Linked DNA regions of Homo sapiens: region 1 is linked to region 2. A link is an interaction called in ENCODE POLR2A ChIA-PET data of the cell type or tissue named here. Cell type or tissue: OCI-LY7. All regions are shown on one strand. Each heading gives the region's core, and the rest is flanking DNA. Links, peaks and the distances in the headings are about the cores only. Region 1 has its middle 91 kb from the start of KLF13. Region 2 has its middle 18 kb from the start of KLF13.

Evidence for each region. ChIA-PET counts read pairs that join two places held together with the same protein. Peaks named below come from ENCODE experiments on the same cell type or tissue, not always from the same donor. Only the 100,000 strongest peaks of a DNase experiment are listed, where the experiment ranks them.
Region 1: POLR2A ChIA-PET joins it to region 2 with 5 read pairs; 4 of 35 experiments call an interaction of 5 or more read pairs at or near these places.

What each region holds. Positions count from the first base shown.
Region 1 is chr15:31,414,965-31,420,320 of GRCh38, forward strand. It overlaps a transcript of KLF13 not described here and the pseudogene UBE2CP4. Among named protein-coding and RNA genes, the nearest start is that of KLF13, 91 kb to the left of the region's middle. In OCI-LY7, for the core only: no CTCF peak of the experiment used is centred there; no DNase peak of the experiment used is centred there.
Region 2 is chr15:31,305,820-31,311,170 of GRCh38, forward strand. No RefSeq gene overlaps it. Among named protein-coding and RNA genes, the nearest start is that of KLF13, 18 kb to the right of the region's middle. RefSeq lists enhancers at 1-2,186, 954-1,539. In OCI-LY7, for the core only: no CTCF peak of the experiment used is centred there; DNase peaks (open chromatin) are centred at 912, 1,352, 1,902 and 2,662; H3K4me3 peaks cover 3,374 bases; H3K27ac peaks cover 3,716 bases.

The DNA of each region.
Region 1 (5,356 bases), core at 1-5,000, 110 kb after region 2:
AGGTATATCCTTCATGAATGTCTTGGTGCTATCCTCATATTAATGACTGAGTTCTTATTCTATGAGTTCCCATGGGAGCTAGTTGTTTAAAATAATCTGGCACTTCCCTTCCTCCCCTCTCTGTTGCTTCCATTCTCTTGCCATGTGATCTCTGTACACGTCCGCTCCCCTTTGCCTTCTGCCGTGAGTCCATGAGTGAAAGCAGCCTATAGCTCTCACCAGAAGTAGATGTTGGTACCATGTTTCTTGTAAAGCCTGCAGAACCATGAGCTAAATAAAACTCCTTTCTTTATAAATCATCCAGCCTAAGGTATTCCTTTATAGCAACACAAATGAACTAAGACAGAACATTCCACTGAATTATGACAAAATGCATACTCTTCTCAAGTGTACATAAAACATTCTCCAGACCATATGCTAAACCATAAAGCATACCTCAATAAATTTAACAGAATTGAAATAATACAAAATATGTTCTCTGACCACAATGGAATGAAATTAGAAATTTATAGCAGGAAAATAATTTGGTAAACTCAGAGATATGTGGAAATTTTACAAAACACTCCTGAATAACCAATAGGACAAAGAAAAAATAAAAAGGGAAGTCAGAAAATAGATTGATGTGAGTGAAAACGAAGATACGACATCCCCAAAGTAAAGGAATGCGAGTAAAGCAGTGCTTAGAGGGAAATTTATAGCTGTAAATACCTATGTTAAAAAAGAAAAAAGATCTTAAATCAATACTCTAACCTTTCACCTTAAGAGACTGGAAACTAAACCCAAAGCAAGCCAAAGGAAGAAAATAATAAAGATTAGAATAGAAATCAATGAAATAGAGAATAAAAAACAATAGATGGACAATAAAAATAATAGAAAAAATTGATAAAACCAAAAGCTGGTTCTTTATAAACATCTACAAAATTGATAAATATTTAATTTTTAGGTTGAAATTTTCAGCTTCTAGGTTGAACAAGAAAAAAAAAGAGGGCTCAAATTACTAGAATCAGGAATAAAAGAGGAGACATTACTACCGACTTTACAGAAGTAAAAGGGATTTTAAAGAAATGCTATGAACAATTGTATGCCAACAAGTTACGTAACAACAAATTAGATAAAACTGACAAATTTCTAGAAAGATACAAACTACCAAAACTGATTACACAAGAAATAAACAATCCGAATATACCTATAAGAAGCAAAGTAATAAAAAACTACCCACTAAGAAAATCTTAGGCCCAGAATACTTCATCACTGAATTCTACCAAGCATTTAAAGGAGAATTAATGCTAATATCTCACATTAAAAAAGGGGTGGGAACACTCTCCAACTCATTATGAAGCCATTATTATCCTTATACAAATACCACAGAAGACATTACAAGAAAACTACAGAGCAATATCTGTTATGAATACAGATATAAAAAATTCTAAACAAAATAATAGCAAACCAAATTCAGCAATATATAAAAAGAATTATACACCATGACCAAGTGATATTTACAGCAGAGATGTAAGGTTGACTTAACATTTTAAAAATAATTAATGTAATACATCACACAATAGATTAAAAACCAAAAATTACATGAACATCTCAAAAATCATTTGAAAAACTCCAACACCTTTTCTTGAGAAAAACACTTACCAAACTAAAAACAAGGAAACTTCTTTAATTAGATAAAGGCATTTATAAAACACCCATATCAAATATCATACTTAATAGTGAAAGGAAAAATGGACCAAAATACTCTCAAAGGAATCAAGAAAAGAGAGAAAAATTAACATAGAACAAATGAGACAAATAGCATCATTGAGATGGTAGCTTTAAATTGAGATATATTAGAAATTTCATTAACTTGTGTGTTGCATGTTTGCTTTGTCATGAACTGTTAATATGTTTCCTAGAGTTCGAATGTGTCCCTCAAAGTTCATGTGTTGGAAACTTACTCCCCAATGTAAAGCATTGAGAGGTGGAGCCTTTAAGAGGTGATTAGGTTATGGAGTGCTCTGCCCTAATACATGAATTAATGGCAATGTTATGAGTAATTATCGTGATTAGTTATCATGAAAGTGGGTTCCTTACAAAAGGATGAGTTTGGTTTGCCCCCTTCTCCCTCTCTCATCCATGTGATGCCTTCTACCACATTATGAAGCAGCAAAAAGGCAATCACAAGATGCTGACCCCTTGATCTTGGACTTCCAAGCCTCCAGAACTATGAGAAATAAATTTCTTTTTAAAATAAATTATCTAGGCCGGGCACAGTGGCTCATGGCTGTAATCCCCAGCACTTTGGGAGGCCGAGATGGGAGGATCACTTGAGGTCAGGAGTTCAAGAACAGCCTGGCCAACATGGTGAAACCCCATCTCTACTAAAAATACAAAAATTAGCCAGGCATCATGGTGTGCGCCTGTAATCCCAGCTACTCAGAAGGCTGAGGCATGAGAATTGCTTGAACCCGGGAGGCAGAGGTTGCAGTGAGCTGAGATCATGCCACTGCACTTGAGCCTGGGTGACAGAGTGAGACTCTGTCTCAAATAAAATAAAATAAAATAAATTATCTAGTCTCTGGTATTCTGTCTTTTTTTTCCTTTTTTTTAAAACAGAGTTTTGGTTTTGTTGCCCAGGCTGGAGTGCAATGGTGCGATCTCGGCTCACTGCAACCTCCATCTCCCAGGTTCAAGGGATTCTCCTGTCTCAGCCTCCCGAGTAGCTGGGATTACAGGCGCATACCACCATGCTTTGCTAATTTTTGTATTTTTAGTAGAGACAGGGTTTCATCATATTATATGGTCCGGCTGGTCTGGAACTCCTGACCTTAGGTGATCTGCCTGCCTCAGCCTCCCAAAATGCTGGGATTACAGGCATGAGCCACTGCGCCCGGCTTTCTGGTATTCTGTTACAGCAGCACAAAATGGACTAAGACAATATTAAATGATCCAATTAAAGTAAAAAGTTTGTTAAAGTGTATTAAAAACCTAACAAACTTTACCTTTTTTTTAAATGACAAAGTGCACATTCAACACACAAGGATACAGGGAGCTTGTGAATAAGAGAACTAAAAAAGATTTACTGTGCAAACACTAACCAAAACCCACCTCTATATATAAAAAGACAAAATAGAGCCTATGACAGAGCTTTACTTCTAAGTAACTCAAGGTTTAAAGAAGAACTGTAATTAAAAATTTACACTTAATTACATAAAAGCTCTCCATATACTGTATATCAAATCTTGTTGGAAGCAGCTAAAGTTGTACTTTAGAGGATTTTTTTTAGCCTTCAAACATAAAAAGAGAGAATAAAGGCTGAAAGAGCGATTATCTATTTGAAGAAATTAGGAAAACAAAATATCCATTTGAAGAAATCAGAGAAAAAGTATATTAAATCTAAAGAAAGTAGAGTGAAAGACACAGGGATGACAAGAACAGAAATTAATGACATAGAAAACAAACATAAATAAAAGGAATTGACCAAACCAAAAGTTGCTTCTTTGCAAAAATTAATGAGATGATATACTTTAGTAACAGTGTTCAAGGACAAAAACAAAGAGTGCACAAATAACACTATCAAGAATGAAAGAGGACTATCACTATCAATCCCACAAATAATAATATGAAAAGTAGAGGACATACTGAACAACTCAACACCACAAAACTGTGAAAGATAGTTAACTGAAAAAATGCTAATTACAGAAACAAACACAGTAGAAATAGTACTAAATAAATTTAATCAGTAAGAAAATTTTTTCTACAAAAATTTTTATACAAAGCTACCATGGCTTTCCTAGCAGGATTTATGTATCAGTCCATTTTTGTGTTGCTATAAAGAAATACTCAAGAATGAGTAATTTATAATGAAAAAATATTTAGGTTTGGTGTGGTGGCTCACATCTGTGATCCTAGCACTTTGGGAGACCAAGGCTAGAAGATCCCTTGTGCTCAGGAGTCTGAGACCAGCCTGGGCAACATAGAGAGACCCTGTCTCTAAAAATACATACATATATACAAACATAAATAAGAAAGGAGATCTAATTGGCTCACAGTTCTGCAGCTGTACAGGAAGCTTGGTGCTGGCATCTGCTTCTGGTGAGGGCCTCAAGATGCATACAATCATGGTGGAAGGCAAATGAGGAGCTGGTGTATTTCATGGTGCATCCCCCCAGAAAAGGCTTGAGAGGCCCCCAGAATCCCTAGCTGGGTGACTAGTGAAGATCATTCCTTGTATAAAGCCAGGCCACAAAGACTGAAGAGTTGCCTGTTTTTCAAAAGCACAAATCCCAGTAAAAAATAATAAGGCATGTGAAGAAATAGGGAAAAATGGCCCAAAGGAACAAAATAAATATCCAGGAACTGACCTTAAACAAAGAGATCAATTAATGACCTGAAAAAGAATTCAAAATAATTGTCTTAAAGAACTTCAATGTGATACAAGAGTACACAGATAGACAACTAAAAACAAATCCAGAAAACAATGCATTAACAAAGTGACAATATGATCAAAGAGACAAAAACTAAGGAAGAAAAAACAAATAGAAATTCCAGAGCCGAAGATTGCAATAACTGAATTATAAAATTCGCTAGAAGGGTTCAATAGACAACTTGATCAAGCAGAACAAAGAATCAGTGAAGTTGAAGACAGATAATTTGAAATGATCAAGTCACAGGAACAAAAAGAATAAAGGATTAGTAAAAGTGAAGAAAGCATAAGGGACTTATGAAAAATCATCAAGCCTATCAATATACATGTTATAGGAGTTAAAAAGAAGAAAGAGAGCAAAGGGCAGAGAGCTTATTTGAAGAAATAATGGCCCAAACTTCCAAATCTAAGGAAGAAAATGGACATCCAAATTCTAGAAGCTCGAAGGATGCTGACAAAGAAGAACCCAAAGATGCCCACACTGAGACATATTGTAATCAAACTATCAAGGACAGTTTGATGTATCAGAAGTCAAGGATAAAGAGAGAGTCTTGAAAATAGCAAGAGAAAAGCCACTTGTATGTACAAGGGAGCTACTGTAAGATTATCAGCTGATTTCTCAGCAGAAACATTATAGGCTGGAAAGGAGTGAGATGTTATATTCAAAGTGCTGGAAGAAAAAAACCTTTTGTCAACCAAGAATATTATAACCAACAAAACTGTTCTTCAAAAATGAAGGAGAAGGCAGCCAAGTGGTCTCCCAAGACCATAACCCAGCAGCCACTAGTGTCGTCGCCACCCATAAAAGAGCCGAGCTGAGTGGGGGTGCTGCCCAGAATCCTGTGGGCAAAAGACTACAGCAGGAGCTGATGACCCTCATGATATCTGGTGACAAAGGGATTTCTGCTTTCCTTGAATCAGACAACCTTTTCAAATGGGTAGGGA
Region 2 (5,351 bases), core at 1-5,000:
TAGAAGTAGCATTATTGGGAAATTAGTATCTGCATTTCTAAGTTTGGAAATTTTTGCAAATTGCTGTCCGTTGATATCATCCATTGTGAGCCTAGTACATGCTGAACACTGAACTCAACATTTTATCTGGATTATTTTATTTCGTCTCACCGTGGCCCTAAAATGGAGCTTATTCCGATGCTGGTTTTACAGATAAGCACACAGATGCTCAGAAAAACTCAGCAACATGCCAAATAGCCATCTGGGCTGGTGGGGTGGGGTCGGGATGGACCCTGAGTCTCCAGGCCCCTGTCAGGCCCTTTCCTAAGGGCACACAGGCCCAGCCCTGGGGCACCTGCCCCGCCCAGAGGGCCTGGACCCTTGACCTGTTCTCCAAGCCCCATTCAAGCATGCAAGCCTTGTGCACCAGGAGCCCGCAGACTGGCCCTCCTCACACCAGCCAGGCTCTCCTGGAACCAGTCACCGGCCACCCCATTGGGGCCTTGGGATGCACAGTCCTTCTGCCCCTGAGGCTCTCCCCCATGAGATGCTGTCCTCAGCCGGGCTGGCTGGTCCGAACTTGGGAGCTTGGCTTGCTCGGAGGGGTCTCCTCGCTCAGCCCTCTCCCAGCTCCCCAGTCTCCTTCTTCCAGGCCAGCTGCACACTTTGGGGTGATGTCCTCCAGCCTCTGCATCTTTCCTGGTCAGACTGTGAGTTCTGAGCCTCCGGGCCTGCGTCCCAGGCCCAGCATGATGCTCACCAAGCCGGGTGCAGGAGAGGACAATGGGAGAGGCAGGGCAGGCCCAGGGAAGCTAGGAGCCACCGCCTTTCCCGGGAGGGCCCTGGCTTCCTCTGAATCACAAAGTGGTTAGCATGCAGGGGAGTGCGCCGGTCCCCCGCCTGTATTTGCATGACAAAAGCGCCTGCCCAACGGCTCTCGGTGGCTTTGTTGAGAGCTGCAGCCTCGCTCAGGCTGAGCCTTGGGAATTGTTCCCCGACATTGGTTGTTCCTGGGCTCCACAGCTACCCCGGCCGACAAAAGCCACATTGTGGGGCTGACGGCAGCTGCCAGCACCTGCTCCCTGCACCGCGGCTGCCTCGAGGCTCTGCGCCGCGCCTGATGCCTTTGCTAGGACACAGCCAGGGGCAGACCCCGAGGCCCTGGGCATCATCCAGAACACATTGTGAGGGGTGGGGTGGGTGGTGGGGGAAACTTGCCTGGTTCCCAAAGGGCCTGGGGGGATGGCCTGGGGCTGGCCATGGCGAGGTGAGGACTCCAAGGTCACCAGTGTAGGCTGGAAGAGGGAAGAAAACCACAAACCCCAAGCGTGCGGCGCCCACGCTGCAGCATTGCATTATTTGATGCTTCGCTCACAACAGGTGTTTTTCTTACTCTTCAAATGGGGAAACAGGCTCAGAGAGGTTCACTAGCCAGCCCAGTATCACACAGCAGAGCCGAGGTTTGAAGGTCCCGGCCCCTCGGGGCATGCTTCTCACAGCGGTCCCAGAGTTTCCCCTGGCCCTTTCCCCTTTCCCTTCTGAGCTTCTCAGTCCTTTCTCTCTCTCCTCAATGGCCTTGCCACAGCATCCAGCTGCCTTGGCGGCAAGCACAGTGCCCTCCGCCCTCGCTGCGTCCCTGGGGTGCCTGCCGTCAGTGGCCTCCCCTTCCTTGTGGAGCACTTCCCCCTTCCTCACTGGTCCTGGGGCTGTGTCCATTACATACCACTCCCTTGTGTCTTTTATGGATCCACAAACTCCTGTTAGCCCACCGAGCCCTGTGCACCCCTCCTCTTCCCCAGAAGCTCCTCCTGAGCCCTGCTGCCTTCTCTCCATGCATGGTCCTGTGTCCCGGCTGTGAGCACCTGCATTTTGGCACCTGGTACCTAGCCCAGAAGCTCCACCTCAGTGCCTGCATTCAGCCAGCGCTCATGAAACTAAATTAACTTCACGACTGTATTCCAAATGCAAATGTTGTCGCTACTCTGACTTACAGGAGAAAGTCTTAACTAGTGCTTGCCTCTGGCTCACCTGAAGGGGCTAGGGCCGTGCCAGTCACAGATGCGAAGGCCTCCGCACACCCGCAGGCAGCGGCCTTTCCTGAGGCCTTGACAGAGACAGGAACTGTGTAGGAAAAGCTGTGTTGAAGGCCATCCCCTCCAGAGATCAGAGCAGGGAAGGGGGCCATTACCACTGAGTCACCCTGGGGTGGGAAGGCTGTGCAGCAAACCTGCAAACAGCATGAGGAGAGGAGCCCTGAAAGCCACCGCCTGCTCCTGAGGGACACAGCCCACCTGCAGAGACTCTGGGGGAGGCTCCCTCCTTCTTTCTCCCGGGGATCTCCTGCTGGGACTCCCTGAAGTCCAAAACCAACCAGAGGGAGGTCAAAGGAGTCCATGATGCACCCAGTGGACTGGGGTAGAGGTGTGTCCTCTGAGGAGCCAGGAGCACAGCCCCCAGGGGAAAGGTTGGCCCAGCTGGAGGTGACACTATGACTAGGAAACAGGGCTGTGGGAAGGATCAACATGCAGCAGGTGCAGAAGCCAGAGCTCAGGAGGAGAAAGGCCCAGCAGCCTCAACAAGAAAGGGAGGTGTGGGGAAGACCCCAAGGAGAGGCTGCAGGTGGGCCGGGCCAGCAGGAGAGCTGTGGGCGGGACCTCAGTGTCACAGCCCAGGAGGAGCTGAGCCCTTGCCTGGGCCCCACCCTCCCCTGCCTGCACCCCTGCTGCACAACCATTCAGCTTGTGGGGGAAGACAGAGCCAGCTGCAGGCTGTGGGGAGAAGGACCGGTGCTTGCCCTCCTTTTAGGTCCCAGGGACTCCCCCATCGCACCTGCGAGGAAGCTTTTGGGGGTCAGAGCTGCCTTGATCAAGCTTACAGTGAGCTTGAAAACCCTCGGACACACAGGCTAACAATTCTCACCAGGAAAACCCTGGGACATCTCAGAGAGGCAGAAGGGAGTTGTGGAATTAGAAACATTTCATCCTCTGCTCCCCCACTACTGGGAAAGCAAAAACCCACACCTCAGAGCATGCTCATTTGCTACGTATCCAATTAAACCTTAAAGGGCACTTGGAATTTGAATGAGTTCCCCAAATTGTCCCAAGTTATGCAACTGAGTCAGAATTCAGGGTCTGTAATAAGACCCCGGGGGTGGCCCACACTGGATGGGCTGATCCAATGGATGTGCCCAGCCACTCTCCGGTGCCACCTCCCCTACAAGAGCTGCCAGGTCAGAAACTTGCTTCCCCCATCTCCCCCAGTGCTGGCGGGGACAAGCACCCTGTGGCCAGTAAAGTGAAGCAGAAGTCTTCTGGAAAAGCAGCTTCTTCTTACGGAGGGCACAGGTTGCTGGCTTCTACCAGCCTCCCCGGGCTTCTGACTCCAGCTGCAGACCTGGAGCAGTGACAAGTGTCTCTAGAGCAGAAAGCCAACACTTTAAGGATGGTAGAGGAGCCGGGTCCCTGTGGGCACCCCTGAGCCACTTCCCTGGCCCTGGGAAGGCCCACCTGCCAACCTCTTATGATGGGAGACCCCTGTTTGTTTAACTGGCTGTCAACTGATCTAACAGATCAACAGGCTCCAACATAGGTCCCGGGCGTGGCTTTGTGTGGCCCACTGTGTCTCTTGCAGCAGGTTTCCCTCCTGTGCAGGGGGCCTAATTCCTGCATCATGGAGTGTCTTATCAGCTCAGGAGGCTATTACAAAATAGCACAGACTGGGTGGCTTATTTCTCACTGTTCTGGGGCTGGGAAGTCCAAGATCCAGGCGCCAGCAGCGGGCTTTCTCCCTGGCATGGAGATGGCCGTCTTCCTCCTGTTACCGCACATGGTGGAGATGTTCTCTCTCTCTCTTCTCTCTCCTCCCTCTCTTCTTAAAAAGTCACGAATCCAGCTGGGCACGGTGACTCATGCCTGTAATCCCAGCACTTTGGGAGGCTGAGGCAGGTGGATCACCTGAGGTCAGGAGTTCGAGACCAGCCTGGCCAACATGGCGAAACCCCAACTCTACTAAAATCACAAAAATTAGCCGGGTCTGGTGGTGGGCGTCTGCAATTCCAGCTACTCGGGAGGCTGAGGCAGGAGAATTGCTTGAACACAGGAAGTAGAGGTTTCATTGAGCTATGATTGTGCCACTGCACTCCAGCCTGGGTGATAGAGCAAGACTCCATCTCAAAAAAAAAAAAGGTCACTAATGCTATCCTGAAGACTCCGCACTCATGACCTAATCACCTCCCAAAGGCCACCGTCACACTGGGGGTTGGGGCCTCAACACATAAATTTGGGGATGTGGGGACCAAATTCAATCTGTGGGGATGAGACAGGAGCCTGAGAAGCCTGAGTGCTTGGTGTCATGATGGGTGGACAAATGTAGACGATTTCCTAGTAATCACCAATTTCTTCCAGACATAACCCCCTGCCTTCTGGAGAGCACACTGGGGGAAGACGAGGGGTACTCTTTTTTTGTCTTATCTCTAAGAAAGGATGGGAGGGTGACTGGGTGGGGGCAGGGCTACAGATGGCTGTGAGCCTGAGAACAGCCCCATGGCCTAGGGTCGCTGAGAGTGGGGCTGGAGGTCTGTGGTCCTGGAAGCAAACTTCTTAAAGGGCAGGAAAACCAACGGTGCCTTTGTCAGAGCTTAGCTGTATCTTTACAGACAACGGTGGCAGTGAGAGGATGAAATGTTCTGGTCCCTGCAGCTCCCTTCTCCACCCTCACCGGCACTCTCCCAACACACCCCGAAGAGGTGGGTAGGCTCCAGAAAAGCCCTAACATGGGGTATGACCAGGGTGAGAGTGCAGCATTCTGAAGACAGAGATCTCAGTTTGGTTGATAAAGAAGCAATATTTAAGCCAGGCTCAGTGGCTCACGCCTATAATCCCAACACTCTGGGAGGCCAAGGCAGGCAGATCACTGGAGGTCAGGAGTTTGAGAGCAGCCTGGTCAACATGGTGAAACCCCGTCTCTACTAAAAGTACAAAAATCAGCCAGGCGTGGTGGCAGGCGCCTGTAATCCCAGCTCCTCAGAAGACTGAGGTGGGAGAATTGCTTGAACCTGGGAGGCGGAGGTTGCAGTGAGCCAAGATCACGCCACTGCACTCCAGCCTGGGTGACAGAGTAAGACTCCATCTCAAAAAAAAAAAAAAAAAAAAAAAGGAGCTATTTGGATAGAAAAGAGATTAAGAGTCCATTGCAAAAATGTAAATATGGTCTGCATATTATACAATATTCATAGATTAACAATAAAGTTCTTCAGTCCAATACAGGCTCTGCGGCTATCCAAGAGCAAGTCCTCCTTTTTTGCAAATGTGTAGGGCAAAGTGTTGTGATGTCAGCAGCTGACTTTCAAATCATTTCAAAAAATATAGAGATAT